3 separate regions of the Homo sapiens genome follow, and regions 1 and 2 are each linked to region 3. The links are chromatin contacts, found by Hi-C or POLR2A ChIA-PET in ENCODE. All regions are on one chromosome and are shown on one strand. Each heading gives the region's core, a stretch centred on a gene start or an enhancer-like site at or near the end of the contact. The rest is flanking DNA. Distances are from core to core; before and after follow the strand shown.

Evidence for each region. Hi-C counts contacts between places; a loop is a spot of excess contacts on that map. ChIA-PET counts read pairs that join two places held with the same protein, here RNA polymerase II (POLR2A). Pooled maps may share reads with other maps.
Region 1: a map of B cell shows a loop between it and region 3 (17-fold over the local background). The contact joins the promoter of TXNDC12 here to the promoter of CPT2 in region 3. A Hi-C loop is called at or near these places in 2 of 168 maps with a recorded cell type or tissue (B cell and CD4-positive, alpha-beta T cell), 2 of 37 single-sample maps with no recorded cell type and 15 of 50 pooled maps.
Region 2: a map of CD8-positive, alpha-beta T cell shows a loop between it and region 3 (3-fold over the local background). The contact joins the promoter of KTI12 here to the promoter of CPT2 in region 3. A Hi-C loop is called at or near these places in 1 of 168 maps with a recorded cell type or tissue (CD8-positive, alpha-beta T cell), 1 of 37 single-sample maps with no recorded cell type and 7 of 50 pooled maps. POLR2A ChIA-PET finds 5 or more read pairs at or near these places in 1 of 52 experiments (activated CD8-positive, alpha-beta T cell).

The regions. Positions count from the first base shown.
Region 1 is chr1:52,053,191-52,056,642 of GRCh38, reverse strand. TXNDC12 (thioredoxin domain containing 12) reads left to right here and starts at 1,452. Exons shown (of 7, transcript NM_015913.4): 1 at 1,452-1,643. The coding sequence starts at 1,547. BTF3L4 (basic transcription factor 3 like 4) reads right to left here and starts at 348. Exons shown (of 6, transcript NM_152265.5): 1 at 264-348. RefSeq lists enhancers at 1-144, 145-858 and silencers at 1-163, 1,024-1,428.
Region 2 is chr1:52,031,200-52,035,066 of GRCh38, reverse strand. It overlaps KTI12 (KTI12 chromatin associated homolog), which reads left to right and starts at 1,257. Exons shown (of 1, transcript NM_138417.3): 1 at 1,257-2,964. The coding sequence starts at 1,306. The coding sequence ends at 2,370. All of the region lies in intron 2 of TXNDC12 (thioredoxin domain containing 12), which reads left to right. RefSeq lists an enhancer at 1,251-1,550.
Region 3 is chr1:53,194,732-53,198,434 of GRCh38, reverse strand. It overlaps CPT2 (carnitine palmitoyltransferase 2), which reads right to left and starts at 1,611. Exons shown (of 5, transcript NM_000098.3): 1 at 1,340-1,611. The coding sequence starts at 1,491. RefSeq lists a silencer at 1,268-1,627.

The sequences.
Region 1 (3,452 bases), core at 203-2,702, 1.1 Mb after region 3:
CCTGGGACAGGGTCTGGGCGGCAACAGGGCGGGCCCGCTCGCTCCCACAGGGGGCGGTGGTGCTGGGGACCTTCCCACAGGTGCCGACCCCCAGCTGCGCCGCCGGTAACCGACAGGCCAAGCCAGCCGCCTCCGCCCCCGCTCGCCGCACCACGGCGGAAGTGGCAGCCTGAGCGGTTGGCGGGTGTCGGAAGGGGAGGGCGGGGGGAGACCGTGCGCAGCGGCCTATGGCCGTGAAGTGGCGGGACCGCCGGGGGTCTCACCTGAAGCAGGGAGGGTCCTCCAACACCAGCACGCGGCAAGAGAAAGATGGCTGCCTCAGCCGAGACAGAGAAAGACGACGGCGGCGGCGGCGGCGGCGGGAGCAGATCCACGTGATACAGCCGACCCCGCCTCTCCCTCTCCGGGGCAGCCTATCCCGGGAGCGAACATCTGAACTCCAACGCCCCGCCTGCTTTGCGCATCCCTCTTAGTGCTAGTGGCGGCAGGTGCAGGTGGCCGCGCGGCATCCTGGGGCTTGCAGTCTCCCGAGCGTTCTGTTGTGTCCCTGCCTACAATTTTAGGGAACCTAATAAAAGGGTGGTCGGTATGTTTTTATTTGGGTGTGTACTTTTGTTAGGTCGCTTTTTCGCTATGCATTAAGTACGGACTTTAGGACTCAACTAGTACCAGGAAGAAAAAGACCGGACATTTTCACCTGTTTGTTATACAGCGAAGGGGAAAAATTGGGAAGAAATCCTCAAGCTACAAGAAAAATAACCAGAAGCTTTACACTTTAGCCTGCAGTGACTTATATCCTGGTGTCCTAAGTCCACCTAAGTCAGTTTTGCAATAAGAGGTCCCAAGTTTGGTTTTCTTGGAGCTTGCATCAGTTGGTTGCATCATCCCTGAGTAGAAGATTTGCGGTTGCAAGGAAAAATAAGGTACAGAGCTTCTCCAGCGGGAAAGTGCATGTCTGCACGGCACGAGCCCACGCACCGCAGAACAGGCTTGCCAGGTCTCCTCAGAGACCCTCGCAGGAACCTAACAATGAAATCCAGTTGTCCAGTCTTGATTTGTGGAGGGGTAAGGAGAATCCGAGGCCAGTGGGCAATCCGCCCACTGTTGGGAGCGACTGACCTCACGAATCAATAATTTGCTTTTGACTAGGAAGTGCAGCGGTTCTTGGGGGGAGGGGCTGGACTGGGTGGCGGACGCGAGGAGCAACGGTTCTCCCGAACCTCTCCCCCGCCCCTACTATCTTGGCCTACATTTTCCCGCTCCGTCCCGGGACCTGGACACCCAGAATCCACGAAAAGCAACTCGCGCTCGAGAACAGCTCTCGTACCCTTCTACGTGATCTGCACCTTTAAGCTCACTCCATCCCAAACCGGACCCCGGAGGCACCACCCACATCCGTCTAACATCACTTCCTTCAGAGTTTGAAAAAAAAAAATCTGGGAAGTAGAGGTGTTGTGCTGAGCGGCGCTCGGCGAACTGTGTGGACCGTCTGCTGGGACTCCGGCCCTGCGTCCGCTCAGCCCCGTGGCCCCGCGCACCTACTGCCATGGAGACGCGGCCTCGTCTCGGGGCCACCTGTTTGCTGGGCTTCAGTTTCCTGCTCCTCGTCATCTCTTCTGATGGACATAATGGGCTTGGAAAGGGTCAGACCGCGTTCTTATCTTCTCTTTACTGATCTTTACTATACTGATCCCAGTATAATCTCTTCTTGCCCTAGCACCGTTCCCCTCCCATTCTAACTCTTAGGCCACTCCAGATTTCTTTTTATCTTCCCCAACCGCTCCTGGAGTTTGAAGATTTCTTGGGGTAGAGAGTAGCGGGTCTGGGGAATGGAGAAGTTGTACTTGAGGCCTCTCTAAATTATTGGATTGGGGGGAAGGAATGGCCCGTAAATTAAGGAAAGCATGTTAAGAGCCCAGCATAGTGCCTAGCACTTGGGAGGTCCTGAGGAACGGTCACCTTCCCACCTGGGAGAAATAGAGCCGTTGGGGACCTGCATATGCAGAGGACCCTGTTCTGGGTCTGAAGATTTCTCTCGTTACTTCTTCCGCGAAGAGCTAGGTTACTGCCACTTGCTTGCCTTTGGGAAACAGCACCTGCATCCCAGGTAGCTGTATCTAGTGCATAAGAAGAGCCAAGCGAATGGTAGAAGGTCTGCTGTTTAAGGGTCCCCAACAATTGTCCTTGCTGTGGTTCAGCGAAGTTTTTTTGTAAGTGAGCGATCAGTGGTTATGAATGGAGGTTAGGAGGTGTGGCCCCCTACTCCATCCATTACCTACATCTCCATTCTAAGTTTTAACACCTCTCTCCTCATCAGCCCTTACTTAGTTGAAAGTTGGACTGACAGTCTGTGAACTCAGAGTTTATGCTTTTCTAAGTAGATGAATTGTAGCATGGATCCCAACCCCTCTTCCTTTTTTTTTTTTCACTGACCTTACTGTATGGAATGATTCTGCTGCAATCCTTCTGTTTTTGTTTTCTCTTATCCTCTCTATTTTCACATCTATTGGTGAGTAATAAGATTGGGTGGGCATTCATTTTGCCTGAATGCAATCATTCCTTCATTCCGTAAATAATTTTTGATCACCTCCTATATTTCAGGCACTGTCCTAGGCACTAGGGATATAGCTGTAAACAGGACAGACAAGGTTCCTACTCTGGTGGAGCTTATATTCATGTCAGAGAGACAGAGTAGACTCATGAACAAATTAATAAGACAGTTTCAACTAGGAACAAGTGCTGGGAAAACAATAAGACTGTGATGGAATAGGAAGTAGAAAGGCTGGGGAGGTTGGTGGAGCTGGCATCACTTGAATTATGAAGGTCAGGAGAAGCTTTTTGGAGAAGGTGATATGTGGGTTTCCATCTCAGTGATGAAACTGCATGACAAATCCTGTTAGGCCAGAATGTTTTAAATACTGACAATCCCATTTTAAAACAGACTACCGTTTTTTTTTGTTGTTGTTTTGTTTTGTTTTTTAGACAGAGTCTCACACTGTTGCTCGGGCTGGAGTCCAGTGGCATGATCTTGGCTCACTGCAACCTCCGCCTCCTGGGTTCAAGCGATTCTCCTGCCTTAGCCTCCCGAGTAGCTGGGATTACAGGTGCCTGCCACCACGTCTGGCTAATTTTTTGTATTTTTAGTAGAGACGGGGTTTCACTATGTTGGCAAGGCTGGTCTCAAACTCCTGACCTCATGATCTGCCCGCCTCGGCCTCCCAAAGTGCTGGGATTACAGGCATGAGCCACTGCGCCCAGCCAGCTACTGTATATTTAAAGTTGTAAGTACTGAGAGTAACAGAAGAGTAGAGTGTTGGGTACGTGGGTTTAGATCTGAGTTTTTTCTTTGCTGTTTTTTCTGTTTGTTTGTTTGCTTTTGTTTTTGAGACGGAGTCTCACTCTGCCAGGCTGGAGTGGAGTGGTGCAATCTCGGCTTACTGCAACTTCTGCCT
Region 2 (3,867 bases), core at 8-2,507, 1.2 Mb after region 3:
GATGGCCAGGCACAGTGGCTCATGCCTTTAACCCCAGCACTTTGGGAAGCCAAGGCCAGTGGATCACCTGGGGTCAGGAGTTTGAGACCAGCCTGGCCAACATAGTGAAACCCCGTCTCTACTAAAAATACAAAAATTAGCCAGATATGGTGGCGCACACCCATAGTCCCAGCTACTTGGGAGGCTGAGACAGGAGAATCGCTTGAACTCAGGAGGTGGAGGTTGCAGGGAGCTGAGATCATACCACTGTGGTCCAGGCTGGGTGACAGAGCGAGGCTCCATCTCAAAAAATAATAATAATAAAATAAAATAAAGGATGCAGGCCAGGCACCTTGGCTCACACACCTGTATTCCCAGTACTTTGGGAGGCAGAGGTGGCACAATTACTTGAGCCCAGGAGTTTGAGACCAGCCTTAGCAACATACAACCTCATCTCTAAAAAAGAAAAAATAAATAATAATAATAAATTAAAGATGCCCAGTTAAATTTGAAGTTTAGATAAGCACCAAATAATTTTAAATATGTCTATGCAATATTTGGGACACACTTAAGCTTAAAAATGTTTTTGGTGTTTATCTGAAATTCAAATGTAACTGGGCATCCTGTATTTTATCTGGCAACCCTACTAAGGAGAAAAATTCCTATTTGTCTTTCAAGTTCTAAGTCAAATGACTATTTCTACATAAAGTCTTCAGTGATTTCTCTGGGTAGTTTGTTTTTCCCTTCTGTTCTTTTATAACCTCACCTGCATCTATCCATTATAGTATTTATTACTCTGATTGTAGGCGCCTGATCCTTCCCATTCAGACCTTTTATCTTTTGTGGGGAAAGCGTTTTATGTTCATCTCTGAATTCCCAACCTTGGAGATGTTGAATGATTGAAATGGTAATTGAATAAACATTTACTGAGAGCCAGTAGGTTTAAGAGGAGGAATGAAGGAGAACCAGCATTTATTAATTGCCTTCTATATGCTAAATATAGTGCTGATTGCTTACAATATTTAATGCCCCTTAGGCCTTATTAATAAAATGGACGGGCAGTCTTTCGCTGCAGGAAGATCACATTCTCCTGAGGCCTATAACATTTGGCATAAATAACTGATGCCATTATAGTCTCTGTATCTCCTTTCTGAGAAAGCTGAACCTGGGCCTAGCTGGCGTAGAACTCCTGTTTCCATAGAAACAAGAGGGTCTGTAAAAGTCAAGGGAGACAGGAAGAGCAGTTTGCACTTCCGGCTTACGTCGGAGACGCGTACAACCCGGAAGTTGGCGCAGCGCGGTTGCCAATGGTCGCTCCCTGAGAGGATGCCGCTCGTGGTGTTTTGCGGGCTGCCGTACAGCGGCAAGAGCCGGCGTGCTGAAGAGTTGCGCGTGGCGCTGGCTGCCGAGGGCCGCGCGGTGTACGTGGTGGACGACGCAGCTGTCCTGGGCGCAGAGGACCCAGCGGTGTACGGCGATTCTGCCCGTGAGAAGGCATTGCGTGGAGCTCTGCGAGCCTCCGTGGAACGGCGCCTGAGTCGCCACGACGTGGTCATCCTGGACTCGCTTAACTACATCAAAGGTTTCCGTTACGAGCTCTACTGCCTGGCACGGGCGGCGCGCACCCCGCTCTGCCTGGTCTACTGCGTACGGCCCGGCGGCCCGATCGCGGGACCTCAGGTGGCGGGCGCGAACGAGAACCCTGGCCGGAACGTCAGTGTGAGTTGGCGGCCACGCGCTGAGGAGGACGGGAGAGCCCAGGCGGCGGGCAGCAGCGTCCTCAGGGAACTGCATACTGCGGACTCTGTAGTAAATGGAAGTGCCCAGGCCGACGTACCCAAGGAACTGGAGCGAGAAGAATCCGGGGCTGCGGAGTCTCCAGCTCTTGTGACTCCGGATTCAGAGAAATCTGCAAAGCATGGGTCCGGTGCCTTTTACTCTCCCGAACTCCTGGAGGCCCTAACGCTGCGCTTTGAGGCTCCCGATTCTCGGAATCGCTGGGACCGGCCTTTATTCACTTTGGTGGGCCTAGAGGAGCCGTTGCCCCTGGCGGGGATCCGCTCTGCCCTGTTTGAGAACCGGGCCCCACCACCCCATCAGTCTACGCAGTCCCAGCCCCTCGCCTCCGGCAGCTTTCTGCACCAGTTGGACCAGGTCACGAGTCAAGTACTGGCCGGATTGATGGAAGCGCAGAAGAGCGCTGTCCCCGGGGACTTGCTCACGCTTCCTGGTACCACAGAGCACTTGCGGTTTACCCGGCCCTTGACCATGGCAGAACTGAGTCGCCTTCGTCGCCAGTTTATTTCGTACACTAAAATGCATCCCAACAATGAGAACTTGCCGCAACTGGCCAACATGTTTCTTCAGTATTTGAGCCAGAGCCTGCACTGACCAGAGGAGGTAGGGGGGAAGCCATGGCTTCTGATCTCCACTCCACTTTATTTCTCTGGGAAAAATAGGCTGCAGGTCTCCAGAGCATATCGATGCAGTACTGTACTAGAGCTGTTGTGACTGATTCACTCAAACTTTCCTGCATACCCCTGTGCCAGGCCTTGGGTTTACAGCATAAGTTCAGACTAAAGAGAATGGAGAACTATTGTGGTGCAACCTGGCAAATCCCTCAGAGGACAGAGCTAAGGTGGACAGGGATTACCTAGATTGGATCCTACTTGGGCTATCACAGAGCATTGACCATTGGCTTCCCTCATCTGAGGCGTGGGAGAGCAGACTGGATAGATGAGAATTGTTTTAAAACAATTGTGAACAGAAACTGAAGATGGTACAGTTCTACATCTGCACCTGCCCTTTTTTCATACCACAAAAGTATTTTTTGAGTACTGTACTGACTTTTTGCTAGTTTCTATTCTGGGACCGAGTTCACAGATAAATCCATTGGTTTGTATCCTTGAGAAACTTTGTTTTTGTGGAAGTAAGAAAGTTATCTACTAGATTATTTCCTCTAATAAAATCTTTTAAAATAGTCTACTGGAATCTCTTTCACTTAATGTTCCCTGTGTAACTTCATGTAACATTTTAGGTATACTTGTCATTGTTCTGCCTTTAAGTGAAGTAGTATTTTGATAGTTCTGAGAGAGTAGATGTTTTGAGCTACTCTACAGTAATTATATTATGACAATTTCCGTAACTGTTTTGCTTCATTCTGCATTTCAAGGCAAATATCATTGTAAGCTTGTCTTTCATTCTTCATTGATTTCATTGAACAAATGGTAGGTACCTACTTTAACAGTGGCTGTGATTTTCAAAGACCAATTAGATACAGTGTTTTTGCTCTTGAGATATGTGGTGAGAAGCCGGGTGTGGTGGCTCATACTTGTAATCCCAGCACTTTGGGAGTCCAAAATCGAGGTCAGGAGTTCGAGACCAGCCTGGCCAACGTGGCAAAACCTCGTCTCTATTAACAGTACAAAAATTAGTTGGGCGTGATGGTGTGCCTGTAATCCCAGCTACTCTGGAGGCTGAGGCACGAGAATCGCTTGAACCTGGGAGGTGGAGGTTGCAGTGAGCTGAGATCGCACCACTGCACTCCAGCCTGGGCAGCAGTGAAACTGGGTCTTGAAAAACAAACAAAAAGAGATATGTGGTGAGAAATACAAGTAAAAGATAGAATTAGGCTGGGTGCGGTGGCTCATGCCTGTAACCCCAGCACTTCAGGAGCCCAAGGCGGGTGGATCACAAGGTCAGGTGTTCAAGACCAGCCTGACCAACATGGTGAAACCCCATCTCTACTAAAAATACAAAAATTAGCCGGGCGTGGTGGCACGTGCCTGTAATCCCAGCTACTCAGGAGGCTGAGGCAGGAGAATCGCTTGAACCCGGGAGGCGGAGGTTGCAGTGAGCCGAGATCGCGCCACTGCACTCCAGCCTAGG
Region 3 (3,703 bases), core at 362-2,861:
TCTTAGATGTTTGCACAAAATGTAATTTCACAAGAATCACTCGATCCTCCTGAGAGGGTGAGGGTATGTAGTGATGACGTTGGGTTAAGTGGTCCCAGATGCAGAGAAAAACAACCCAGCAGCTCGGGTGAGGCCTGTGACACAATGTTCCACACATGGGGAAGAAGCCTGGCCTCTAGCTCTTGGAGTGTGGGGAATCCCTGAGGGCAGTTTGGTGAGAAATAAGGTGAGAAGGGTCTTTGAGACAAATTTTGAACTTGGCTCCAGGAACTGAGTTACTCACTCAGTAAGTTAGAAGTTAGTTTAGGTTTGGTTTAGAGGGTGAAGAAAATTTCTAATATTGAAGAAGGAGATCTGGCAACTCAGACGAAAGCGGAGTTCGAAGGCTGGAAGAACTGGAAGCTGGATTTAAGAAAGTACTGGGGGAGGGAAGGGGAAGAGGATTTACTAGGGCTCTTTTCAGAGGGGAAGTCGATTCTGGGTGAAGTGTTTCGAAGGCAGGGTAGCCAGTGGTGAGGAGGAGAAGAGAAATTTGGGTGGACCCTGGATCTGAGTATGATGGAGTGTGGATGGGGTACTGAGGGTGGTGTCTAGAATTCTGTGAGGGTGAGCTGCACTTACAAGGGGTACTGTGGGTGAGGAAGGATATTTTGAGGGGAGGAACCTGTTGAGGAGGGCTTGGAGAGAGTGAAAGGTTTCCGGGTGAACACTGGATTTAGGAGATTAAAGATTTAAAAACATGGGGGAGGGTCAGTTGAGGACAAGGGTGAACACTTCAGGGCTGTGCTTGTGGGGGCTCATGGGGGGTGAAAGAACAGAGTACTGGAGAAATGGGAGGTGGGGCTGAGGGTCCTGAGTGACAGGGGTGAAGGCGGTGCTGGGAGAAGTTAAGGAATGGTAACCATGATGTATTAGGAATCAGCCTACCCATATTCCGGGTAGGAATGTGAGGCAGTCATTAAAGTACTTCAGGAGACACCATAGTCGAGGGATTACAGCGGCGCTGGAAATATGCAGGTCTGGCATTTTTCAGGGAGAAGAGGACTCAGGATAGCTGGCTGGAAGTTAGGTTAAAGGAGAGGGAATCTGAGAAGCGTTCAAGATGGAGAATCTGAGATAGCATCGAGGGGTTCTGGAAGAGAATTTGAGGGTTCTGAGGTTCCTGTGCTAGGAGATTGTGAAAAGTCCCAAGACTTCCAGATTAGGGGCTGTGGCAGCCTCCATGGTAGGGGCTTGGGGGCGGAAACGGGTTCACTAGAGGAGTCATGAGTGACTGCAGTCAGGTTGGGGCCGATCCTGGGACGGCGGCGGGCGGCGGGGACCCGGAGGCCAGGCTCACCTGGGCAGGCTGTCCTGGTAGTGCATGGTGGGCACGATGCTGCGCTGCAGGTACTGGCCGGGCCCGGAGCCGGCGCTGAGGGGCCGACTGGGGGCTCCCGGACCAACCGCGGGGCCCCGGGGCCAGGCGCGCAGCAGCAGGCGGGGCACCATCGTCCCGGGAGCCTGCGGCGGCGAGAACGCGGCAAGTGGGGAGTTCTGGAGTCTAAACACAAGGCCGCCGCCGCCGTTAGCGCCCAAGACACTGCGTCAGGACTCCTGAGGCACTTCTCCGCCCGCAGGCCACTTCCGGCCCCTGTAAGGCCATCGGCTCCGCCCCGGACTGGCTCCTTCCGGGCAGGGGCCGCTCACTGACAGGCCCCGCCCACTAGTAGGCCCCGCCCGGAAGGGGGCCCCAGCCTCCGCGCTGCTCGTCTCCCTTCCCTTCCCTAGGAGGCGGGAAACCGAGCGCCGCAGCCGCTCCTTCCCCTTTTTTGGAGCAAGACAGAAACTGGAGTTGGAAAAAAAAAAGAAAAGCTAAGAAACGTGATTGGAATCTGATAACCCAAAATTTGATCCAGGCTCCATCCTTGCGAGACTGTGGACTAAATTTTAAACCTCTATTTCCTCACCTAAGAAGTAGATAGATCGTAATGATTCAAAGTACCTCCCAAAATTCTAGATATGAGATAAAGATAACATGTTATGCACAGTGCATGGTGCTTAATAGGAAAGCAGTAAACGGTAACGGATGTTACTGTTGTTAGTAATCCGTGCTGAAGGTCATTGACATATAATGACCCTGAACCCTGCACAGCTACTGCCCTGCCAGCTCACCTGAGTGGATGGATATTAGAAAGGATTTGTGCAGGAGTTGGAAACCTGGAGTTTCCCGCTGGCCACCACTTCAGTGCAGAAAGCCCCTTCCGAGCGGAATCCCCTCTGCCTGAACATCCATTCTTGGCTTGAGCATTTCCAAAAACAAGAAGCTCACTGCTAAGAGGAAAGAAACCCTTGTCCTCCGGCTCTAGGAAGTCTTCCGTGTTCAGTCTATTGGAAGAGGCTTCCTGTCACCACAGACCACCTCCAAGATTCCTTCCAACTCCTGACTCTAAGATTCCGCTACTTGAACATAGATCTATCATCCCTCATCCATCACAAAACAGCTGCAGAACAGCCCACCACGCCCCAATCCCTGATCTTAGAAGTAGCTGCAGGATTAAGTAGGCTCTACTCCCATTTTACAGAAGAAGACAGGGAGTTACCAAAAGACACACAATTATGCTGCCTAGCTTGAGGCACAACAGAATTCCATTTTGGGAACAGAACTGCCCTTTAGCCGTTTGGGGCAGCCAAGTACATTCTGTCTGTTCCATAATTGGCTAAGCAGAGCCAGAAGCTGGAGCACACCAGAAAGAGTACTGGATTGGGAGTCAGGAGACCGGACTTTTAGTTTCAGCTCTTTGTTATCTAGTTAGGTGACCTCGGATTGAACAGGAAGATCACTAACCAGCTCTGGCACTCATTCAGTGGTGATCACAAATGCTTAACCCATTTCCCGTTTAGAAAAAAACAGCGCAGCTTGCTGCCAGCTCTTATTTCTTAGGGCAAATGGGAAATGGCTTAAGAACTAAGCATGAAATTCAGAAACACTGAATATCGAATCCTCCTCTCTTGAGGGGAGAAAAGGCCCAACTGGCCCAACTCCAAAACATCGGTGCCATTTGCCTGTAGTGTATAAGGCCAGAGGGAGAATATAAAACTCTTTCTGAAAATGAGCCATCTCCTCTAAATCCTGATCATTTTCAGAGCCTTGATACCCGAGGCAAATATCGAGATCTGTGTAGTGCTAAGGGGATCAGAGGACCAGGAAGAAATAGTGGGCCCAGTAGAAAAGCAGCGGCTCTATTCTAGAGACAGAGGGCCAAAAGATTGAGCCCATCCAATCTAACAGCCAAAAGAGGGACGTGAACACCTTTGGTGAGTGCATGGCCAATGGGAGCAACTCTAAGCCTTTAGGCTGGTGTCCAAGGCCTTCTGAATTCTGACCCCTACCTACTTCTCCAGCTCCCATCATGTCACCCCAAAATACTCTATGCCAGGGGTGTCCAATCTTTTGACTTCCCTGAGCCACACTGGAAGAAGAATTGTCTTGGGCCACACATAAAATACACTAATACTAATGATAGCTAATAAGCAAAAACAAAACAAAATTGTAAAAATATCTCATATTTTAATAAAGTTTACTAATTTGTGTTGGCCTCATTCAAAGCCATCCTGAGCTGTGGGTTGGACAAGCTTGCTCTATGCTGTAGTAACACTGAACCACTTCTCATTCCCATCCTTTTCCTTACTCTGCGACTTATTTATTTATTTATTTTAGCTG